Linked DNA regions of Mus musculus: regions 1 and 3 are each linked to region 2. Evidence: chromatin loops called from intact Hi-C (ENCODE). Cell type or tissue: left cerebral cortex. All regions are shown on one strand. Region 1 holds the start of Pou4f2 (POU domain, class 4, transcription factor 2). Region 2 has its middle 11 kb from the start of Gm6360. Region 3 has its middle 7.1 kb from the start of Pou4f2.

Region 1 (8,000 bases), 370 kb before region 2:
GGAGGGGAAGGATGGGAAGGAGAGGAAATAGGTTGTGTTTGGGGGGGTTGGGGCTGGGGAGTGGGCCACACTGTCTGCTTTTGAACTGGAACTCAGAATGTGTGTTCACTTCCAGGAAAGTGGTTTGCACTAGCACAAAAGTGGGAGCAAAGTGTAAGCAAAAAATAGTCTCTGCACACAGTGACTGTAGAAATGAAGATAAGTGGGACTTACGCCAGTCTGAGTGTGTGTGTTTGTGTGAGTGTGTGTGCACGCGCGTTTGAGTGAGTGAGTGAGTGTGTGTGTGTGTACGTGTACACGGTGTTAGTGGCATTCGGCAGCACATGCGCTCTGTATTTCTGGCCCTTCTCGTCCTGTCAGTTGCTCCTTTCCCTTTGATTGTAGCTAATGAAGAATAATACATCCCAGAGTCAGGGTTTGCCAGGAGATCCTCCCAAGTCCCAGCTCACCCTGTACTGGACATAGGGAGGAGGTGGAAAAAGAGAAGGGGGTGGGAGGAGAGGAATCTGTACATGTGTTAGAGGGTGATATGCTCATAAAGGGGGGAGTCGCATGCGCATAGAGGACACTAACGGGCTGTGTGGCTGTCCAATCCGCTGAGAGCTGAGGGAAATCGAGGGAGAGGAAGCCCTGCAGCCGGGCAGACCCACGTCTTTCTGCACTAGGCACCCGCCGGGCGGTGGGATGCAAAGCCCGGGGCTGACCTCAGCACGCATCAAGGCGGGAGCTCAGAGCAGAGCAGAGGACCCGGGTCGCCGCAGCGTCTAGATCCTCATCCAGGGGAATCAGGGTCACTGGAGCTGACGGGAGGGGAGGGCCCCTGAAACTTAGTGGTAAGCAGAGGGCAGGAGAGCAGGTGGCCAGGTAAGGTGCACCTCACAGTTCAGGGCTAGTCGCTTCCAAGATTGGCTTGGAACGCAACTTTTAGGGGGAGTTTTTTTTTTTTTTTTCCCGAGGGAGGCGGGAAGATCTGGAGACTGTCATTTAGGTGACTGGCACTGCCGGGTGGGGGTGGCCCGAAGCACCGACCTGGCTAGTTGGGTGGGGTTGAGCTGGGGCGCGATTAGAATCAGGAGTTGCAGGCGCGGCGTAGGAGTGGTAACAGCAGAGCGCCTGCCGGGGCAGGGAAGGCTGCGGGTCCCGTGGCAGAGAGAGAGGGGCGGGTGCAGGGAGAACTGAAAGGACCGGAGCCTGCGGGGAGCCAGGGCGGGGAGAAACCCACCCAGAGCAGTGCGTCCTGGCAGGAGAGGGCGGGGGAGGGAAGGAGGGGGAGGGCGGGCGGGGGTCAGGCGCGGGAAGAGGGGACTATAACTCCACCGCCTCGATGAGCTGGGGCACTTTGGGGTGCTGAGGTCTGAAGCCAGAGCCACCCGGAGCAGGGCAACCTCTCGGGCAGACCTAGCGGGAGACACAGGAGCGGAGCTAGCGGCCACACTGGGAGAACCGGGCCTGGAAGCAGTGGCGGCTGAGCACAACTTTGCAGTGTTGTTCCCTCTGCTGCTCCGGCCGGGTACTTCTCCGGAGGGTCGGGTAGCTGGGACCGGAGTGCGCCAGCGACGAGCGCGCCGCGCAAGGAAAGATGATGATGATGTCCCTGAACAGCAAGCAGGCGTTCAGCATGCCTCACGCAGGCAGCCTGCACGTGGAGCCCAAGTACTCGGCGCTACACAGTGCCTCCCCGGGCTCCTCTGCGCCCGCGGCGCCCTCGGCCAGTTCCCCTAGCAGCTCCAGCAACGCTGGCGGCGGCGGCGGTGGCGGCGGAGGCGGAGGCGGCGGCGGCCGGAGCAGCAGTTCCAGCAGCAGTGGCAGCGGCGGCAGCGGCGGCGGCGGGGGCTCGGAGGCGATGCGGAGAGCTTGTCTTCCAACCCCACCGGTGCGTATGTCTGCATAATCACCGCTTAAAGGCACATTTTGACAGCCTCCTTTATCTGCTTGATGTTTTTTTCATGTCTGCACAGCAAATCACCCCACACCTCCAACCAATCCCCCCTCTCTTAAGTATTCAACGGGTCTTGCCTTTCATATTAATTTTTATGACCTGGGATGCTGCCTGTGCGCGTGTTGTGTTGTGTTGTGTTGTGTTGTCTGTGGCTCACTTTTCCTCCCCCTGCACATTGGCTTCTCGCGCAGGCTTCCCCTCTCTTCTCGCTGCCGAGTTTCAGGATCACTGTCATTATTATTATTTTAACGTTCTGGGAATGCTGTAGGCACGGTGGCGGTGGCGAGCCCTGGGCCGGGGGCTTCCGGAGAGAGCGCTCACAATTCCCTGCTGAGCGTAATGTGTGCCTTCTACTTACAATTGCAGAGCAATATATTCGGCGGGCTGGATGAGAGTCTGCTGGCCCGTGCCGAGGCTCTGGCCGCCGTGGACATCGTCTCCCAGAGTAAGAGCCACCACCACCATCCGCCCCACCACAGCCCCTTCAAGCCGGACGCCACTTACCACACCATGAACACCATCCCGTGCACGTCGGCAGCCTCCTCTTCTTCTGTGCCCATCTCGCACCCGTCCGCTCTGGCTGGCACCCATCACCACCACCACCACCACCATCACCACCATCACCAGCCGCACCAGGCGCTGGAGGGCGAGCTGCTTGAGCACCTAAGCCCCGGGCTGGCCCTGGGAGCTATGGCGGGCCCCGACGGCACGGTGGTGTCCACTCCGGCTCACGCACCACACATGGCCACCATGAACCCCATGCACCAAGCAGCCCTGAGCATGGCCCACGCACATGGGCTGCCCTCGCACATGGGCTGCATGAGCGACGTGGATGCAGACCCGCGGGACCTGGAGGCGTTCGCCGAGCGTTTCAAGCAGCGACGCATCAAGCTGGGAGTGACCCAGGCAGATGTGGGCTCGGCGCTGGCCAACCTCAAGATCCCGGGCGTGGGCTCGCTCAGCCAGAGCACCATCTGCAGGTTTGAGTCTCTCACGCTGTCACACAACAACATGATCGCGCTCAAGCCCATCCTGCAGGCGTGGCTGGAGGAAGCTGAGAAATCCCACCGCGAGAAGCTCACTAAGCCGGAGCTCTTCAATGGCGCGGAGAAGAAGCGCAAGCGCACGTCCATCGCGGCGCCGGAGAAGCGCTCTCTGGAAGCCTACTTCGCCATCCAGCCAAGGCCCTCCTCGGAGAAGATCGCGGCCATCGCCGAAAAGCTGGATCTCAAGAAAAATGTGGTGCGCGTCTGGTTCTGCAACCAGAGGCAGAAACAGAAGAGAATGAAATACTCTGCCGGCATTTAGGGACCCTTCTCCAGGGATGGCCCTTTCCCTTCGCCCTCTTTTTTTCTAACCCCCTTCTTGTCTCTTCTGCCTCTTTCCTTTCTACTTTGGCTATCAGAAAACAATTCCGGTAAATGTGAACCCAGACCAAGCCAGGAGCAAAGAAGCAAGCAGCTGAGCCCAAATCAGAGAGATTGTGAACCGGTTTCGCAGTGAAGAAAAACCAAAACCACAAACAACACAACACGAAAAGGAATTTGTCAAGTTGTAGCAGAGCTGTCCCCTTTAACTGCACCTGGGCTGCTCGGCTTCATCAGAGAAAGCGAGGAGCTGACTGTCAACAGGAAGGTAGAGGGACAAGCTTTTGAAAACCCTGCAAGAATGAGCAAGTAAGATTTGTTTTTGTTCTTACAGACGTCACCTTGTTCATGTTTAAAAGTACACTTTGCAGCTATTTTTCAGAAATAGAAATTGATTCAGGACTGAAACTCGAAGCTAGAGTTGATGCTTAATGTGATATGATAGAGACATCTCTAAAGTATTTTGAATTAAAAAAAGATGGCAGATTTTCTGCATTTACACTGTATATTATATATATATTTTTACTGTGGTTCTTATCGCTTTCTTCCTTCTCTGAAGTGTTAACACTTATGGAAGGAGTTGCGCCTGCTGTGTTCACTGATCTTGACAGCTATTATTAGATTATTGCCGTACAACCCTCTGTAAATTATTAATTTATCTCTCTGGCAACTTAATTTTGTGCACATCCTAATTAATTAAACTTCTTTAGTCTGAAAAATAAAACCGGCGGATACGTATAGCTAGTGATGCTCAAAACATTTTTCTTTTTTTCTTTTTGGTCCTGGATTTTTACAGCTTCCCACTTAGACTGTGTTCGCTTTGGCCTAGTTGTATATTCTCACTTTGAATGAAGATTGTTTCTTCCCTTTGTTTTTGACTGGTAGTGATCTAATTTGTGAGCTGACACTTTATAATTGATGTCTTAACCGTGTAGACCAGATTCACTGTCCGAAGTCTTGTTTACTTCCTTACATATTTAATGGGGATTCCCATATTGTCCCCGCGGCACACGTGCTCTCTCACTCACCTTACATGCCTACACACAAACACACATACACATCTCTAACAGAAGAGAAGAAGCAGCTGGAGGTACCAACGATGAGCAGTGTATACTTTCCCAGCCTTAGGTGCAGTCTCCACTTGGTGCTTACTCTGCTGGATTCTAAGATTTCACCAAGGTATTTCCATCTCCCAGTTTTCGATTGCTTTGTTGCTACATTTTGACCTTTATAGGGGTCCTTCATTTTTTCCTTTTAGGAGGTTTGTTTGTAGGGGGAAAAATTTGGAACTATAAGAAAGACAGTGCACTGCTTGTAAATTCACAGTGTTTGGTAGAATCCTTTTGGAGCACACACACAAATAGGTACAAAGTGACTGGTACCTTATCTATTGTAAATATTTCATTCAAAATGATGCACATATGAATATATTCTTACAGAATTTGCTGTAATTGCTGATCCATTTGAGGCTCTCCAAAGTTCTGAGTTCTGTATATGACCTCGTTTCTTGTTTTTGTTAATGGGTTATTTACTATAGTAATGTATTAAGTTATTTTGAGTGTTGTTTCATTGTCTTTCATTGAAGAGATGATTTTAATGTTTTACTGGCAAAGTATGCTGCTTTTTTCATTAAAATATGCTATTAATATTAAATGACTTTTAAAACGTGATGCAGTTTTTAATCATTTATGTGGGAATTATTTTGGTGCTGATTCTTTTAAAAGACAGGAACACAGAGAGTGGCCGCTATTAAAACACGGCTTGGACTTTGTAAGAGGCAACTCCCTGGGAAAGGATAAAAGAACAAGAGGATTTATAATATCACGTTAATGGCCAGGGCTCATCTCACAGGGCGCTTTGCTTTTTAGCTTAGATGAAATCATGGTGTCTGGCTCCATATAGCTCCTCTGGAGTCCTTTCTCCAGACTTGAAATAATTCTGTAAAGAGAATCTTACAAAGCCAAGGTCAGATGGAAACTATTTCAGCCACTCCTTCCCATCTCCTATGGGGCAAAGGAAGAAAGGGACCCAGCCCACATTTCAGTAGCTGTGGGAGTCTGGGTGTGGCAACTGTGGGGGCAGGACTTGGTGAGCCAGGAGCAGAGTGCAGCCCCCATCTTCTCAGTTCTTTAGCCTGTCCTGGAAATCAACCTGGGGTTCTGGCAGATGAATAAAGTCTCTGTCTTGGTGTCCCTCTGTCTCTGTCTTTTTCTATTCCCCATAACCTTTAAGAAAATTAATATTATTGCAATAGACAGGATGTGGCTGAGGAAAATCCTGGGTTGTTAAAAGGAACAAAATTTTGCCCCTTTTTGTGACTTTGTCTGGCACAGGATCTGGAGGAAGTCTATTAAACATTCATGTGGCCATGGGATTCTGCCCATTTGGCACAGCCACTTCTTTTTCTAATCCGACTTTAAGACAATTCCTCTCCCATTATAATAATTTTCGGGTCCTTCACAATTGTTGGGCAATGTATTGGGCTTTCAACGTTTCTTTTTCTAGTAAGGCTATGATTTGTATTTTTACACCAATCATAGTTCATGGAATTAATTGGCATGAGACCATTATATTAACATATAATTAAACAAGAAGAAAAAAAGCAGGTACTGACCTGTCCTAAACACACTCTCTGAGGGTAACTCTTCTTAATTATATTGGCCTTCCCCATATGAAACTGTCATGAGACATCTCTATATTTGGAAGACGCTAAGAAAACAGCCCACAAATATATGACAATTGTTACACTGGCCCAATTTGGGATTAAATACTGCAGGAAAACTGATTACGGTTTCCAGGCAGAACAAAAATAGTTATAGAAGTTGGATGGCACAGGCGTGGAGAGACCATTTCTTCTACAACTGAAACAAAGTACATGCCTCAAAAACAAGATCCAAGTGTCCATTTAGATTGAATGAGATGCACTTCATAGGTTTGGAAGAAAACACTGGCATAAGCACAGTGACATTGGTGGTTTGGTTCATTCCTGTGTGTAGGAGGGCAAAAAGTTCTGCCTTCCATTTCTGTCCCCATCCTAGGTTTCAGGTTTCCTGGAACTCTCTTTTTTTTAAGACAGCTCTAATCTCAGTTGTCTGGGAAGCAATTTCAGCACCATGGCCAGTAACCATGCGGCTGAGCAGGGAGCGCTACAACAGCTAACTAGCTAAAGAACTTTTCACTCATTTTTATTTATTTATTACCCCCCCCCCTTTCAGACCAGAGATAATGAGAGGAATAAGTTGAATATGTAGCATATCACACTTTCTGATAAGGTTTCCATAAGAAATAATTTTCGTCTTCTCGTGTGGGTTTTAAGTAATGAAGATTTGCTCACCAAAAAAAGAATTAGATGCCATAAGATTGATTAGTGTGCTAGTGTCTTCGTACAACAGATAAGTCATCTCTCAGTATAATCACACAAAAGCAGTAAACTGAGAAATATTTTTTTAACAGAGATAAAATAGATGTTTATTCTTGGTTCATTTTGAAGTATAAGTCACGTATGCTTGCATGGCCAAAATTCTTATGAATTGGAGAACTTTTTATTCCAATAGTTAAGACTGAAGTCCCTTACTTCCCTTTAATTTACCAAGTTCTTATATTCCTGAATTTTAAAATCTGTATCAGACTGTCAGCTCATTTGTCCATTCACTATTAAGAGACTGCTAAATGTGTGTTTTATGAAAACACTAGAATTTTTTACAAAAGCAAATACATTCTGAAAACTTTTATTAACAAGAGTTGCAGATATACACAAAGCCAAAGATTTGGAGAGAAGAAAGTTGGGCTTAATGAAGGATTCAAAGGTAAGAATAGACCAAATTAAGCAAATTCTTGAGAAATATTAATTTGGTATTGATTTTCAGTGTACTCACGAAAACACAGCAGAATATGTCTGAAATCTTTGCCATATCAATCAAAACCATCAGCATTCATGACTAATTTTGTATTTTCCCTTCAGGCCACAATTGCTATCTTACTGCAAAGAGATATATTATGGATTGACTTAGCAGCTCACTTAGTGATCCTAAATTTTATGTTTCAGAACTGTCTAGTTTCTTTTTGTTAACTTCTGTAAAAGCAAATGATTTGATCATTTTGTGTATATAACAACATAAATCCACATTAAAATGAGAAATAAATCACTAAGATGGGCATGGTGGTGCACCCTGTAATTATAGCACTCAGGAGACTAAGGTGGAAAATCAAGAGTTCAAAACCTGTCTGGGGTATATGGAGAGTTCAAGGCCATCTTAGGTTGCCTAGTGAGATCCTATGGCAAAAAAGTAGAACTCAAAACAACATATCACACGTACACTCATTGATATTTAAGAACTCTCTATCATACAGAATTATACTGTCCAGGAAGAATATAGTCGCTATTGGAAGTTACCCATTTCACCAACATATTGCTTAAGGAAAAATAATAAAGACATGAGGATTTGAATAAAGTAATTAAAATTTAGAAAGTTCTCTCCTATATGATATAAAATACATTTGTAAATGAATAACAGGCATGGTGACTTGCACTTATAATCTCTGCACATGGGCAGAGCTGAGGCAGAAGTGTTGCTGCAAGCTTGTGGCCATCCTGGGCTAGTTAGTGAATTCCAGGAAACCCTGCTTCAAAACAAAATGAAGCAAATCAATAAGAAAATAACATTTAAAGTAAAAAGAAGTAATAGTATGTCGTA
Region 2 (8,000 bases):
TGCACCCTCACACACCTTATTTTGTGCTAAAAGTGTCTGCTTGCACAGTGGTACTTCTGGACCTATTTGAGTTTATCTGCTCAAGCAACTGATCTTTCACCAACTATTACTAAATCCACCAAGTGTGTCACAACCTTGGAAACTTCTAAAAGTCTCACAGTATCCATCCTCTCTCCCCTCCTTTGCTACAGTGCAAATGCAAATCTAGAACCTAAACACAGGACCTAGTCTAGAGAAAACAGAGTTGCTCTTTGATAGCTACAGTGTAACACCTCAATAGAATCAGCCCTCTCCTCGTGTGCTCATCTGTGGAAGAGACAGGCCCTTGCCTGTGCATCTGTGGAGGGAACAGCCTTACTCCTAGTCAGGCATTTGCAGTATGGCCCAAACTCTGTAAACCAATGCATCTGATTCTATCAAGCAGGAGATGATAAAAACCTATTTGTAGGAGAGGCAATTTCACTGTCTACTAGATAGCCACAAAAGTTAGAATTCTTCAGCTTGGGTTTATACTATATTTCATGAATGAATTTTAAAATTATATCTGGAGAGCCGGGTGTGGTGGCACACGCCTTTAATCCCAGCACTTGGGAGGCAGAGGCAGGCGGATTTCTGAGTGTGAGGACAGCCTGGTCTACAAAGTGAGTTCCAGGACAGCCAGGGCTATACAGAGAAACCCTGTCTCGAAAAATAAAAAATAAAAAAAAAATTATATCTGGAGTTTCCTTTAATGAAATACTAATGATTTCAAATCATCTTATTTTCAGCTAATCACTCCATAATTATGGGATAATGGCATACTTAAAAATCATTGGGAACAGAAAATTGAACTTAGTGAGAAGCAAGTCCATACTTTAATTAAAAAAAAAATATGACAAACATATACAGAAAAGAATCTACATTTTGGTCCTAGCAAAAAATAAAGTGTGCCTCCCCCCCCCCATTTTTATAGAAAGAACAGTAATTATATTTATGAAGGGAAACTTAAGTAAGACGTCTAGAGAAAACAATCTTCCAGATTCCGACAATTCTGTGCAGAAACAAAGGTGCGTGTTGGCCACCGAGAGCAGGAGGAAGGAACAGAAAAAGTGACAAGCACTTAAACGCGGAAGACCAGAGCCTCCAGACCCAAGAACGGAGATTACCTACAAGGTAGGAAATGTCCTTACAACATGGCGGCTGGCCCGACGCTCTCAGAGCATATGCATTTATTTACCATGGCCATGCTCATCAGTAATACACAGGCTTCTCCAGTCTCCTGTGCTCTTCTCCTGCCAAGTTTTCTCCCTTAATGGCGCAGCTCCTGCTCCACGCGAGCCGGTAAGCAGACGCACCTTTGCTTTTTTAGCAATCAGGTTTTGAAAAATAAAAATAAAAATAAAAAAATGCCCATCCTCATTCCAAACTTTTGGATAGCTTGTCAAAATAAGGGACACTGGAAGCACACGGCATAACAAACTGTAAACACGGGGGAGAGAGTCCCCAGCGTTCCTTGCGTGGTTCAGTCACACTGCTCATTAAACAAGCCATTTTAATGCTCACTGTCAGGCCGATCTTCCAGGTGCCAGGATTTTCTTTTGAAGCGAGAAGGTACTCTGTGGGCCAGCTTTGCAGAAAGGTAAACATTCGAAAACCAGGACAGGGTTTGTGGTATTTAAAACTCAAGAGTCTTCTAAATTCGGAGGACCTCCCGGCACCCTTCCTGAACATCCCCTCTCCTTTTAAAGTAGTTTTAAATTTTATCTTATTTTAATTTTTCAGTTTGCACAGGCGAAAGGTGCTGCAAAACACATCTCGGGTGTCTTTTAAAAATTAAAACGGGGCTGATTGGCCGTGTCAGTGATCCGGGCTAATCAAAATCGCTGACACCTTTTCAGGAGGGAAGAGGCAAGGTTTAGCTCTCACCAGAGAGTGCTGCCTCATTGGTCCACTTTTTGATCTAAATCTGAATATGTGCCTGCAGATAATTCTCTTGCATTTTTAAAAGCTGAGAAACAAAGAATAAAATGCTGAGAAAACAAACGCTTATTTGGAGACGTCGATTCGGCACGCCTGACCCCAGACCTCTAAACGGAGCCGCAGGTCCCTCTGCTGGCCAGGCTGGGAGGGAGCGCTCCTCTGCGGAGTGGAATGGGCTCCCTCCAAACTAAACCTTCTCAAAAGATTCCGCTGGTTCTTGCCCAGTAGCCAAGGAGCATGGCTGGAATACAAAGGAGTGGGAAACATGGGCTTCAATTACAAAAAGAAAAGCAAGCAGCCGCCGCGACTCACCCTCCCCACTGTGGGTCTGACTCCAAAGCCAACAGCAACACCCTTGAAAGCATGCAGGGTTTTCTTCTCTATTTTCGCCACAGTCTTAAAGATAAGAAGTGGTTTTTATAAACTAGGCCCTAAGAACGTATTCTGGTGTTCTTTTTCCTGTTGAAGGACATGTTTCCTCAGCGTTAATGTAGCATCTCTGTGACCCATTCAAGAAAACGCCCTTCTTCGATTTGCTGTGGTGAGGCCCTGTACAGAAAACCTTGGAAAGAATGGTGTTATTTGGAAATACTCGTTTCACAATAGCTTCGTGATCTATTCTAAGAAAAGTTAGGCATTATTGGATAAAGAAACGCGTGGAGGCAACTGAATTTCAAGGCAAATCATATCGAACACAAGAGATGGGGGAGGGGCAGGGAGAGGCAAGGAAAAGTTGTCTTTCAGAAATTCCAAAACATAACCATAACTTTTTAAGTGACACCTAAATCTACCAGTCCTCATTGTCTTGTGCCACAGGAGATATAAGGCAGGCAGTGTCTTGGGGTACAAGCTCTCTCACTACCTCAATTCCACCCTGAAGGTACTTGTTTGGACATATGGAAGAAAGAATATCTCAATTTAATTTTTACAGTGACTCGAGCTATTTGGCTACTTCTAGGCATGATTCATTTTCTCCCTCTTCCATGTCTACACACACACACACACACACACACACACACACAGAGAGAGAGAGAGAGAGAGAGAGAGAGATACACACACACAGTATATGGAGATTTTAAATTGAGTTTAAGTCCCTGTAGCTTTGGTGATTCCATTGCTGGGGAAATTAAAGGCACTTGAGCCACTTCCAACCTTGTTGAAGTTCAGAAGTGCATGGAGATGCTATTAAAATCCACATTTCTGGTCCACAGCTAACTGAGACTAAATTTCTGAAAAGCCCTTGAAACATTTTATTTCTTTAACAGGGCCCTTTCACTTTGGAAATCACTGCTCCAGATGTTACAGAGGAGTTGGTAAAGTGAACTGAGAGCAAAGATCCCCCAACATCTGGGAAGTTTTCTGTAGTCACACAGCCCAGAGGAGCTGGGCAGCGCCAAGAAAGATACAGATGTCAGCTCGAAGGACGAGGGAAGTGCAGCGCTGTTTAAGGCATCACATAACTAACAAATTGCAGAGCAATAAACAAATATGCTCTATCTCATTTCTACTTTAGAGTGATGTCTTTAAATGACTAATTCTTGTTTTTAAAAATTGATTTTCAAAAAAGAAATCCATCCTAATTGTACTATAAAAGCTGTCACATAAAAGAACAATACTGCCATCTAGTGCCCATTCTGAAATAAGCTTGAATCAGACAGTTCAAGTTGAAGGAGAAATCTCAGGAAATAATATAAGCAAATTTCAGTAAGGACTTCAATTATGGACAGAAAATCGAAAGACTACACCATACAGTTCCAAGACTCCCACAACGCCGCAGCAGATTCTTATCTGACTCTGCAGCAGTGGCCACCTAATAGGAAGGATGAATCTCATCTGACTCTAGAATACCATTGAGAGTTGTGTCCAGGGTTTCAGGCTCCGAAGCCATCAACCATACTAGCCAACCTTCAAAGAGTGCCACACCCTCTGGCTCCCTGCAGCCAATTAGGCTGCTTGCATCCTCTGTAATGGAAACTCAAAGCCCAGACTCCTCTCTGATCTGCCAAAGGGCCATACCGTTTCTTGTCTAAAGACCTTCTTAGATTGAGCAGCTAGTCTCTGATATACAGAATCACCTATCACTCAAATAGGAGTCACCTCATGTATATACTTATCCAAGGTGATCAGAAAGAAAGGAAATGAAGACATGCTACCTGCTAACATTAGCTGTTTTCAATATTTGTCTTGGGGTAAATAATCTCAAGTCAGATAGTTCATAAGCCTGTCTTATTTTGGACCTTGCCATTAATAGACAGGTTTGGGGGCATTATATTTTAAAAAGGTATAACATTACTTTTCAGAAAACAATAAAATAATGCATTTTTTACTCTTAACACAAAGTCTTTGAGGGCAGGGCAGGTGGGACAAACATAGAGGTCCCAGGGCTCGGCAGAGGGGTTAGAGTTGCTATTGATGATATTCTTATTCCTTATTCTTTTCACTTACAGGGAAAAGAAACATTTTCCCAACAATGTGGAGAGCCTTGCTGCGAGCAATTGCATGTGTGCCGCCAGTAATTGCTGTGGAGAGCCGTGCCGCGAGCAATCGCCATTATAAGATGGCGCTGGCCTCCGCTGTGCCTAACTAGTAAACAAGCCTTGTACGCAGGTGCGAGAGTGAACTCACTCCTAGTCACTCCCATTCTCGGGGTGTAATAGGGGGGTGATGGGCGAGCAACGAATCAGGAGCTGTCACGCCATATCAGGTGCTGAAACGTCACGCTGCGGGTTATAAAAGCAGCGCCATTTTCCCGGTTTGGGGTCTTCCTGAAGAAGTAAGCAATAAAGCTTTTGCCACGGAAGATTCCGGTTTGTTGCGTCTTTCTTGCCGGTCCAGTGGGACGCAATACAACAAAAGGCATTTTATGCATGATTTCCATCTTGATTGATATGGACAATCTGTGCTTGCTATGCAGTTCCAGAGAAAAACTGCGTGGACTGCATGAGGGGATGGGAAGCCCCGACCAAGGCAAGGTGCTTAGAGAATTTTCTTTCGTTTTTTTTTTTTAATTTTAAAATAAATTTTATTAGTTTAATAAAAAGAAAAAAGAATATTTTGAAATAAATCACTTGGCTTCTTGTTTAAGGGTACATAAGTTTTTTAAGGCATTTTTATTAGATATTTTCTCCATTTACATTTCAAATGCTATTCTCAAAGCCCCCTATACCCTCCCCCCGCCCTACTCCCCAACCTACCCACTCCCACTTCCTGGCCCTGGAATTCCCCTGTACTGGGGCATATGATCTTCGCAATGCCAAGGGCCTCTCCTCCCGTTGATGGCCAACTAGGTCATCCTTTGCTACATATGCAACTAGAGACACAGCTCTGGGGGTTTCTGGTTAATTCATATTGTTGTTCCTCCTATAGGGTTGCAGACACCTTTAGCTCCTTGGGTACTTTCTTTAGCTCCTTCATTAGGGGCCCTGTGTTCCATCCTATAGATGACTATGAGCATCCACTTTTGTATTTGCCAGGCATTGGTATAGTCTAACAAGAGAGAGCTATTTCAGGATCCTGTCAGCAAAAACTTTCTGGCATATGCAATAGTGTCTGGGTTTGGCGGTTATATATGGGATGGATGGTCTTTCCTTCTGTCTCAGCTCCAAACTTTGTCTCTGTAACTCCTTCCATGGGTATTTTGTTCCCTAGTCTAAGAAGGAGCAAAGTGTCCACACTTTGGTCTTCCTTCTTCTTGAATTTCATGTGTTTTGTAAATTGTATCTTGGATATTCTAAGTTTCTGGGCTACTATCCACTTATCAGTGAATACATATCATGTGTGTTCTTTTGTGTTTGGGTTACCTCACTCAGGATGATATCCTCCAGATGCATCCATTTGCCTAAGAATTTCATGAATTCATTGTTTTTAGGAGCTGAGTAGTACTCCATTGTGTAAATGTACCACATTTTCAGTATCCATTCCTTTGTTGAGGGACATCTGGGTTCTTTCCAGCTTCTGGCAAATATAAATAAGGCTGCTATGAACATAGTGGAGCATGTGTCCTTATTACAAGTTGGAACATCTTCTAGGTCTATGCACAGGAGAGGAATTGCTGGATCTGCCAGTAGTACTATGTCTAATTTTCTGAGGAACCGCCAGACTGATTTCCAGAGTGGTTGTACAAGCTTGCAATCCCACCAACAATGAAGGAGTGTTCCTCTTTCTCCACATCCACGCCAGCATCTGCTATCACCTGAATTTTTGATCTTAGCCATTCTGACTGGTGTGATATGGAATCTCGGGATTGTTTTGATTTGCATTTCCCTGATGATTAAGGATGCTGAACATTTTTTCAGGTGCTTCTCAGCCATTCGGTATTCCTCACTTGAGAATTCTTTGTTTAGCTCTGTACCCCATTTTTAATAGGTTTTTTTTTATTTTCTGGAGTCCATCTTCTTGAGTTCTTTATATATATATATATATATATATATAGTATATTAGCCCCCTATCTGATTTAGGATAGGTAAAGATCCTTTCCCAATCTGTTGGTGGCCTTTTTGCCTTATTGAGAGTATCCTTTGCCTTACAGAAGCTTTGCAATTTTATGAGGTCCTATTTGTCAATTCTTGATCTTACAGCACAAACCATTGCTGTTCTGTTCAGGAAAATTTCCCCTGTGCCCATATCTTCCATGCTCATGGATTGGCAGGATCAATATGGTAAAAATGGCTATCTTGCCAAAAGCAATCTACAAATTCAATGCAATCCCCATCAAAATTCCAACTCAATTCTTCAATGAATTAGAAAGGGCAATTTGCAAATTCATGTGGAATAATGCAAAAACTCTTCTCAACAATAAAAGAACCTCTGGTGGAATCACCATGCCTGACCTAAAGCTGTACTACAGAGCAATTGTGATAAAAACTGCATGGTACTGGTACAGTGACAAACAGGTATATTCAAAAATGGAATAGAACTGAAGACCCAGAAATGAACCCACACACCTATGGTCACTTGATCTTTGACAAGGGAGCTAAAACCATCTAGTGGAAAAAAGACAGCATTTTCAACAAATGGTGCTGGCAAAATGAGCAGTTATCACGTAGAAGAATGCAAATTGATCCATTCTTATCTCCTTGTACTAAGGTCAAGTGTAAGTGAATCAAGGAACTCCACATAAAACCAGAGACACTGATACTTATAGAGGAGAAAGTGGGGAAAAGCCTTGAAGATATGGGCACAGGAGATTTTTCAAGTAGCCTGAAGCTGCAGGAAAAGGAAATCGGTAGCTGCTCCAGGCTATGAGCACCTCGAATACAGGTTGAAAGCATGCCTTGCGGATAACCAGGGGGAAGGGTGGGACTCAATGCAGGACTCAGCAGATGTTGGATTGTACTGCAAACTCCACACTAGTAAAATCTTACCATCAAGAACACTGGGTGATCCCATGGCCCAGACCAAAACCCAGACACCAGCCCCTCTAGTTCTCAACCTGTGGGTCGCCATCAGATATCCTGCATGTTAAGTATGTACATTACAATTCAAATCAGAAGCAAAATTATAATTATGTCATATCAACAAAATAATTTTATGGTTGGGGGTTCACCACAGCACGAGGAATTGTATTAACAGGAGTGCATCATTAGGAAGGTTGAGAACCAAAGCTCTACAGGGAGAGGAGGAACTTTGAGAATTCCCAAAACAGTCCAGGGAAGTAAAGCCACTTCGTGCTGTGCGGATGAAGATGTAAGCTTGTGTTAAAGTCCTATCGCGTAAGCTTTATTCCTCTCTTTTCAGAATTCTGAAGCAGAAAGAAAAGCATAAGTTCTTTGGGCTTTTGGAAGGTTATAAAGCTGTACACGTTTGCACGGACGCTTTCTGAGGATCCATCACCCGCAGGCATTTTCTGGATGCTGTAGAGATGGGGAAGATAAATGACAGCCAATGAGCCACTATGCAGATTAAGATACGTTCTTGTGTGCAGACAGCCAGTATTCAGGATGGGGAGCACACGAAGTTTTGAAGAAGGGCCACAAGGGTGTGGATCCAGGAGAAGGTGACTACACAAAGCCCCAGGGGACAGGGCAACCATGGTACAATGC
Region 3 (8,000 bases), 380 kb before region 2:
GGGAATCTGAGGGAGGCTGTGGGTGGTGAGGTCACTCCTCCTCTTCCATGCCAGGACAGTGTTCTCGCCCTCCAGAGAGCAACAAGGCTCTATCCTCAAACCAGACAGGCCAAAGTGCTCACATGTCAGCACGAGATTTTGGACTTCCAGCTCCTTGAACCTTGAGAAAAACCTTCTGTTCTTTATAAATTATCTGGTCTAGATTATTTTGTTATGGTAGTAAGGAGCCTCTAAGGAGGTGAACATATTCTTGAGGCTTCTATGTTACATATACATAACTTTTTTAGACATACCCAAATGTTTTGTGTATATGTGTATTGGTGTGTTTTGTGTGTATTACAGTGCTCAGCTTTTTAAGACCATTCTGTATTTTCTTGGGTCATTGCTTCTGCCTGCTGCCTATACCTCTTTTCCATTTAAAGCAAGACTGACCTGAAACATACGCAAACTAGCAGTGAAATGGACTTTCACAATCATTTCTACTGAGGACTGTCAGCTTGGTTTTGTCAGCTTGGTGTTGCAACGACCATAGCATTGACTTATGAGCGTACTGATATTATTTTATGGTTTGTCTATCATACCCCTAATAACCATTGATGTGGTCTGCCTTCTCAGTTTTATAAAGAGACTGTTTGTAAAGTGGTACATCAGTGTTTTAATTAGTGCTTGTTTTATCCAGACTTTGTCTCTACCAACCTGTAAATACCTATCAAGTTCTTTGTTGGGCTTTTCTATTAGATCTCTCTTTATGTTGTTTTTCAAGAATACTTTATATAATAAAGACTTTTCCTTGTGGTTTTCTTTGATGCGAGGACTTTTCTCCCCATCTATCATCTAACTCCATAATTTGGGTCAAGAATTAAAAACTATTCAGAAGAGAGCAAGCTTTAGAGTGATGTTAAGGCTTGGCATTCATGTCCTTTATCAGAGCTACCATTCAGTCAGCCTTCAACTACATATCAGATACCTTCCCTACCCAGGGCCTAGTGGAGGCCCATTTAGTTCACAAGGAGATGTTAAACACAGATTCCATCTTCAAGGATCTTAAGGCTTTGTAATATTGGTGAAGCAAACCATCAAGGAAAAAGAAAACAGTGTATAGACAGACAGACAGATAGCTATCATTGTACAATAACTACCTTTCAGGAAGCAAGAAAGTAGCAGAAAAAGGAAGAAAAAGAGATAACTTCTCTCCTGATAGAAACTGTAAGACAGCGCACTCAGTTTTAGATACTCGGGTTTTTTTCTTTCCTTCTTTTTTTTTTAAGGAATAAATTAGAAATGATGTGAAACTTGTAGGGAAACCGCAAATTCAGGTCCCCTTGAGCAAGATAAAGCACTTAACCAGTAACAATTAGCCCCTCATTCTATGAATACATCTTTGAGTCAATGAATAAATGATGTCTAAGTTCTTACTTTGTCTACAGCAGCCTGGAGGAGACATGTCACTGGGGAGCTGGCCTTGTTTGATGGACAAGAGCAAGTGGGAGACCTGGGAGAAGAGATGAAACCTGGCTTAAGGCATGGTCTGCTGAGGGTGGCCTGACTCTCCTTTAGAGATCAGAGGCTGAGCTGCATGACAATCTGTTTCAAGACTAAGAGACTGTTAGCTTTCAGTCTGCAGAGGCTGTTGTTGCTGTGGGTATTGTCTAGTAACTCTCATTACATGCTTAGTACATACAAAGAGATCGACTAAACCCTTTGCATGCAACATGCCATCTAATCTACTTGATAACTCTGAAAAAGAAGACGCAACACTGACACCTGTCTTCCTTCACAGAGTCAGAATATAATTTGAGTCAAGAATTGGCTGATATGCCAGAAAATTCTAACTTTGGGGGAAAATGCCACAAAATTCATAACTTAAAGGGTTATTGGTACCCTACGAGATAGCACCATCAGAAGGAACTTAAGGATCTAAATGATCTTGGCAGAGGTTAAGAAATGATTGTGTTAAGAATAGACAAAGAGGGCTAGTGAGATGACTCAGTGGATAAGTGGACCTCTTCCAGAGGTTCCTGGTGTGGTTGCCAGCGACCACAAAGAGTCTCACAACCATTTGTAATTCCAGATCCAGATTCAGGAATATATTATTTCAGAAGCCTACAACCATTGGCTCCAGAGAATTGACACTCCTCTTAGACTTATAGCCACTGGCAAGAAGTGAGCTCACATGCCTATCTCTAGCCACAGCTGTAAGTCTTAGAAACATAACAGACAAAGAAAGTCACACCAACAGTGTGGTGTGGGTGGTAAATGTAAAGCTGCTGTCTTTATTATACATGAATAATATATTATATAATACATAATATGTAATATATAGAATATTGAATATGGAACATAGAATATAGAATTATATGTACTATAGACTATAGGCTATAGAATACAGAATAATATATAATATGCAATATGTAATATATAATATATACTATGTAATATAATGTATATCGCAGGTCACAGTTGTGAATGAAAGTAACCTAATACTCTTACACTGCCTAGCAAAATCAGTAATTACTTGACAAAAGTGGAGAAACATGGAAGATACAGGATCAAAGCAATTAAGGTGTCTCAAAGAGACATTGTAACAGTGACTGCTTGTGTGGTTTAGATTAGATATATAAATGGTAGCCAAGAAGATCAGTAGTGTAGCAGGGTAGAAATACATCAAATGAGTGTAACCTTGACTTTGACATAGAAAGGACTTTAGTGGGCCCAAGGCATCACAAATTATATCATATTAGCACTTTGAGGATGAGCATCTGCCATGCTTTTACGTGCTGCATGCTTGTCAGGGTGCTAAGGTAAATCCACACTTTAGATTCCTATCACGCAAATCAATCCAGATACCAACCTACAGCTTCTCTTGGCCGCCATGCAGCTAAACCCACCTTGAGAATCTGCACATGAACATCTGTGACAGAGAGAAAGGAAGAGGGAAACATTAACATTTTGGGGGCATACAAATATAATTTGTTTGTTCTATACACTTACATGGATGAGATTTACAGGGAAATCATGAGCCATACATAACATATCGAAAGAAAAGAGTGGCCTGGCAAGATGATTCAGCCAGCAAAGGTGCTTGTCACCAAGCCTGAGGAGCAGAGTTCACTTCCTAAGACCCACATGATAGGAGAGAATCAACAGCTGAAAGTTGTCTGCCAACCTTCTCACACACACACAAAGGCAGGTGCATATGTGTCTGCACACACACAATAACTAATGTATAAAAATGCAAAAATATTAAAAAGGAAAAGGTAAATGTTTAAAGGTGAGCTTGTCATTGCAGAAACAAGGTCCAGCACATGAAGAGTGGGAGGGAGGGAGGGAGGGAGGGAGGGAGGGAGAGAGAGAGAGAGAGAGAGAGAGAGAGAGAGAGAGAGAGAATGCCTATAAGGAATTGAACATGTTTTATTCACTCACTCCATATTTATATAGCTGAGAAGTATTTATAATCTTTGCAGCCATCCCATTAGCATTTCTTCTTAGGTGTTTTCTGTTTCCTACAAAATGTATGCTGTTTTGTTTCTAAGCCATCTGGGGATGGGGAAGGAAGGAAGGAGACTTCACATCCTCTACATGCATGAGATTTGACGTGGGCTGTAGTCCTCCACTTCCTGGTGGCTTCCCAGCAGATGTCGCAGTCATGACTTTATTCAAGTCCTGTTGGATGTCTGCAAATCTCTCCTTTTGTAAGTTTTCCCTTTATCTCTGGGAAGAGGCAGTGAAGTTTGCTTTCTGCCAGGTGGCTTTGATTCCTCCCAGTGCCTGGAACATCAACAGAGCTCCGGGGGCAGTCCCATGCGTCTCTCTAGAAAAATAAAAAAGAATACACAGCGGAAAAAAAAAATCAGAATCACCGTGTCTTGTTGCCAACACCTTTGCGAAAGGTCTGGTGCATGATTAAACGTTTACAACCTGATTTAGTGAAGAATACCACTCTAAAGACTTGGCAGATGGAAAAAAGAAGACCATGCTGGGACTAACACAAGTGTGATACAGGGAATGCATACACGGGGGAGAATGCATGGTGAGGCACTTACAGATTCTGTACATAAAAGGTCAGGACAGGCACAGGGAAGAAACCACTGCTTTTAAAGGGCCCTGGTTTTTGTGAGATCCTTGAACGAGGGGTGAGGTGGCCTTCCAACCAAAGTCTGTTACACAGCCGTGCAATCTTCCAGACACCTGTAGGTATGTGCCCTGTGACACAGGACTGTGCTGCTCAGTTGATGCTGCTCAAAAGAAGTCTGTTGCACAAATGTGAGCACTCAGTGCATAGACTGATGCAAGAGGAAGGTCTGAGAGTATTAAAGAGGATGTAGGTAGCATTGAGGGCACGAGGAGAACTGAGTCCTTTGACAAGCAGCCTTAAGCTGACTTCTCATTGGCAGGCTGCTCACATCTCTCAGCCGTTAAGAGGACTGCGTTTCCTTTGTCTAAAGCGTTGAGTGGTTATGAATAGTAAGGATAGGCCATCTGTAATTATTTTTTAATTATTAATGGTTTTGTTAGATCCTTTCCCTTTTACATTACATTTCTGTTAATGTAAGTTAAAGCATATGTACTTCAGGTCCCAAGCTGCTCCCCAGTGTGGCTTTCATTGTTTCATAACATTACTTCAGCTGTCTGGGAGGTGTCTCTGGAAGAGCCTGCCTCCATCCAGCCACCCTGGCCATGCTAACAGATTCAGGTACTGTCTGCCAATACACATCCACTGGCCACAGCATTAGTCATGATCAAATTGTTAAATTCCCAATGGTGTCCAGTGTCAGAGGCATGGCATGCACAAAAGCTTTAGGCTCTTAGCCACAGTCTCAAAGGTGAACGCAGGGACATCTATTTTTATTTGGAGCCCTGGGTGAAAGGTCTTTTAACATTTTACATGTGCAAAGATTTTTCACTTAACTAGAAGCTAAGTGAGGAGAAAAGGGTAAGTTTGAAAAAAATTAGAGGGAGAAAACTGGCACATAAGTTTAGTGGTCTGACTAAAGGCCGGCTGAGTAATTTAATCAGAATAAATACTTAGTATTTGGAAATTAGGAAAATAATGACACTCAGAAATGTATGGGGGAAAGCTTTCCTTTGAGAGAAGAAAAAAAATCCACCATTTAATCAATTTTTCATCACCAGCAGAATGGCTTTTGATGACACTTCATCCCCTTGGAGAAGCTGTCCAGGGCCTGTTATTTACCATGGGACCTGGTATCAGATCTAGCGTTAAACATCCCACACAAATTCAGGTATAATAGGCCCAGTGAACAAAAAGACAAAGAAGAGAGAATGGATGAGATTCTAAATTTTGCTTTATTCTATATAACACTTAGCCTGAAGATTGCAATCTGAGAAGAAATGGCCAGTGACTGGTCAGGACTGGCCTGAGCCAAGAGGACTGGCAGAATGAAAGGTCTGAGGTAGAGGAGAGCAGTAAGCCTCAAGGAACCTTACTTGTAAGCAAGCAGCTATGTCTCCAAAAGTACATAGTTAACATACAGTGAACTGAACACAAAAGCTACTAAAAATGACCGGATAAATTATGCAAAGGGATTTCTGGATTTCTTTCAAGTAATTAAGTTTCGATTTCTTACATTTATTTTTGTTCCAAGAAGCACAAGGCGCCAATGACTGCAGAATGACTGCAGAAGTCCTCATTGATTGTTCCAATACTTTCCGTTAGACTTCGTGACTGGACTTCACTTTGAACAGAGGCAAATACACTGACTGGACTGTGGACATTCCCTGGGAGGAAAAATAGTTTACCTGGAGGGTAAACACAGGGGAGCCTGCAGGAGGCTAGGAAGAAAAACTTGGCTTCTGCCCTTAAGGTTTCTGAGAGAGGAGGGAAGAGCTCTCTCTCTTTCTCTCTCTCTCTCTCTCTCTCTCTCTCTCTCTCTCTCTCTCTCTCTCTCTCTGTCATTCAGAGATGTGTGGATTCGCACTCGGCTCTCTGCAGTTGTGAGGGAGAGGGGGGACTTCAGTCCTCTCTGCTGGCTCCTTGCTTCCGGTATCAGGTCTTGTCAGAGGATCCAATCAGCTATCATCCCTCCTGGCCACTCTTAGCCGCAGCGAACTCACTAGCGGCAACAGTAGGAACCCCTGGGAGCCAGGGGTGCTGGCTACCCTCCTCCCATTACCAGAGAGCTTTTTTTGAAAGCTCTCCCACGCTCAGCTCCTACTCCTCTCCTGCCTGGTATATAAACCTTACATTTGGCCGAGGCGCAGGTCTCCTACCACGTGAGCTCTCTGTGCTAGCCATATAATTTTGACCTTCTTTGCCCAGTGGACTCAGAAGGTGGGGGAATGGAGGAGATTGTGAGTACCTGGAGTGTCCTTTCCTGGCGAATTCACAGATCCTTGGGAATCCCAAGAACTCTCAGTTTCTGAGCTCTTTCCCTCCTTTTTTTTTTTTTTTTTCCTTTTCCTTTTCTTTTTCCCTTTTCTTTTTCTTTCTAGGTACAGCCAAGGCTCAGGAGTTTTATCATTCCCCCCACATCTTAAGTCAGTGTCCAGTGAAGTATTTGGGGGTGGGGGTGAGGGTGGGGGTGGGGCTCGTCCTCCTGCAGAATCTGAAGCAAGTTGCATTTAATAATATGGAAAAAAAGGGACTTTAGAAACCATCCTTCTCTTGTCCATGCTCATTTAACTCGAGTACGGCGCACTGAATAGTACAGATTTGTCTTTTGAGAAATCTTTCTTGTAGTGCATTTCAATTCTGTTTGAAATACAAAGAAATCACACTGCCCTTAATAAATTAAATTTTAATAAAACACATTAAGTCCAGTAAAATATGAATGCACTACTTAAAATTTTAATAGTAAATTAAGACCCAGAAAAGAGGAGACAGTGGTTTGTCCCCTTGGGATGGCTTCGGGCATCAGTCGATTTCTGGGTAGGGGGTGGGCTTGAACTGCAGGGACCCTCTTCGCCTGGAGGGATGCACTTCACATCTGTCTGCATCTGGCAGCGGATGGAACAGAAGCTACTGTCAAACAAAGAGGCAGGTGGGGAGAAAGAGGGAAACCCCTGCTCTAATCACACAGTTGATATACTTGATACCCCCCCTTCAATTTGCCTAAGTAGGTGTGTGTCAGATTCATTGAGTTTGGGGTGGGAGGGTTTACAGACAACTGTATATTGAGGTCATCTTAAACAAGTTTGTAATCTGGGTCCAATTTACTTCCACTTTTTTTTTCTTGCCAACTTTCCAGCAGCTTAAATTCCCATGCTAAGGAGGGTGTGTGTGTATGTGTGTGTGGGTGGTGGTGGTGGTGGATTCTTTTTCCCAGTTCAGCTTCCACATCCTACAGATGCTGAAGTACTTTCCAGCAAAGCCTGTGGGCAAGACTGAAATGGGTTTTATTGATATGACCACGAGGATGTTGGTATTCTGAACACTCCTAAAGGGAGAGATTGCAAGACTCCAAGTCTTGCCGATGAAGGAAGAACTGCATCTTTGCTCTAATGCAACACAATCACTGCTGTTCATTTTTCACTTGGAGTAGGAGAAGAAGTGAAACTCTGACTTGACTCTTAAAAATGCACCAGCTTTCTAGAAGGAAGGAGACAAGGGGACCGTTTCCAAGAGGCAGGGAACAATTTCTTGCCAGTCACACATTCACCTTCACTTGGTAATTAGTTAACAGTGATGTTTCTTTTTTTGTCTGGAATTAGAGATATCACTAAAAATATATTTCAGAGCTGAACAGTTATTTAAGGCTAACTTAATGATGTATGGAATCCAATCATCAGAAAAAATGTTTCATGGAAGTTTTCTTGCTCAAAGGAATAGTTTAGTCAATAAATTTCATATTAAACAAAGTTTGTCCAGTCAGTTCAACAGTATCCTCTCTATTTCATGAATTTATTATACTATCTTATTTACCATATAAAGTGGTGACAAGTGTTTAGCATTTTTGAGATCAGTTGTCAGTTGGTATTAAAATCAAGATTAATTCATATTAACGATATGCATTTCTCAATACTCCCAGATGACAACATAC

The links. A loop is a pair of places that touch in the nucleus more often than their neighbours do. Peaks named below come from ENCODE experiments on the same cell type or tissue, not always from the same donor. Only the 100,000 strongest peaks of a DNase experiment are listed, where the experiment ranks them.
Region 1: a loop joins it to region 2, with 2.4 times the contacts of the local background. A loop is called at or near these places in 4 of 42 quality-filtered maps.
Region 3: it touches region 2 in a loop (2.3-fold over the local background); 4 of 42 quality-filtered maps call a loop at or near these places.

The regions. Positions count from the first base shown.
Region 1 is chr8:78,429,984-78,437,983 of GRCm38, reverse strand. Pou4f2 (POU domain, class 4, transcription factor 2) reads left to right here and starts at 1,337. Exons shown (of 2, transcript NM_138944.3): 1 at 1,337-1,873; 2 at 2,306-4,975. The coding sequence starts at 1,580. The coding sequence ends at 3,247. In left cerebral cortex, no CTCF peak of the experiment used is centred here; DNase peaks (open chromatin) are centred at 503, 1,668, 3,048 and 3,464; H3K4me3 peaks cover 229 bases.
Region 2 is chr8:78,057,857-78,065,856 of GRCm38, reverse strand. No RefSeq gene overlaps it. Among named protein-coding and RNA genes, the nearest start is that of Gm6360, 11 kb to the left of the region's middle. In left cerebral cortex, CTCF peaks have their summits at 2,092 (motif pointing left) and 3,587 (motif pointing left); DNase peaks (open chromatin) are centred at 2,160 and 3,601; H3K4me3 peaks cover 866 bases.
Region 3 is chr8:78,439,702-78,447,701 of GRCm38, reverse strand. No RefSeq gene overlaps it. Among named protein-coding and RNA genes, the nearest start is that of Pou4f2, 7.1 kb to the right of the region's middle. In left cerebral cortex, no CTCF peak of the experiment used is centred here; a DNase peak (open chromatin) is centred at 3,617.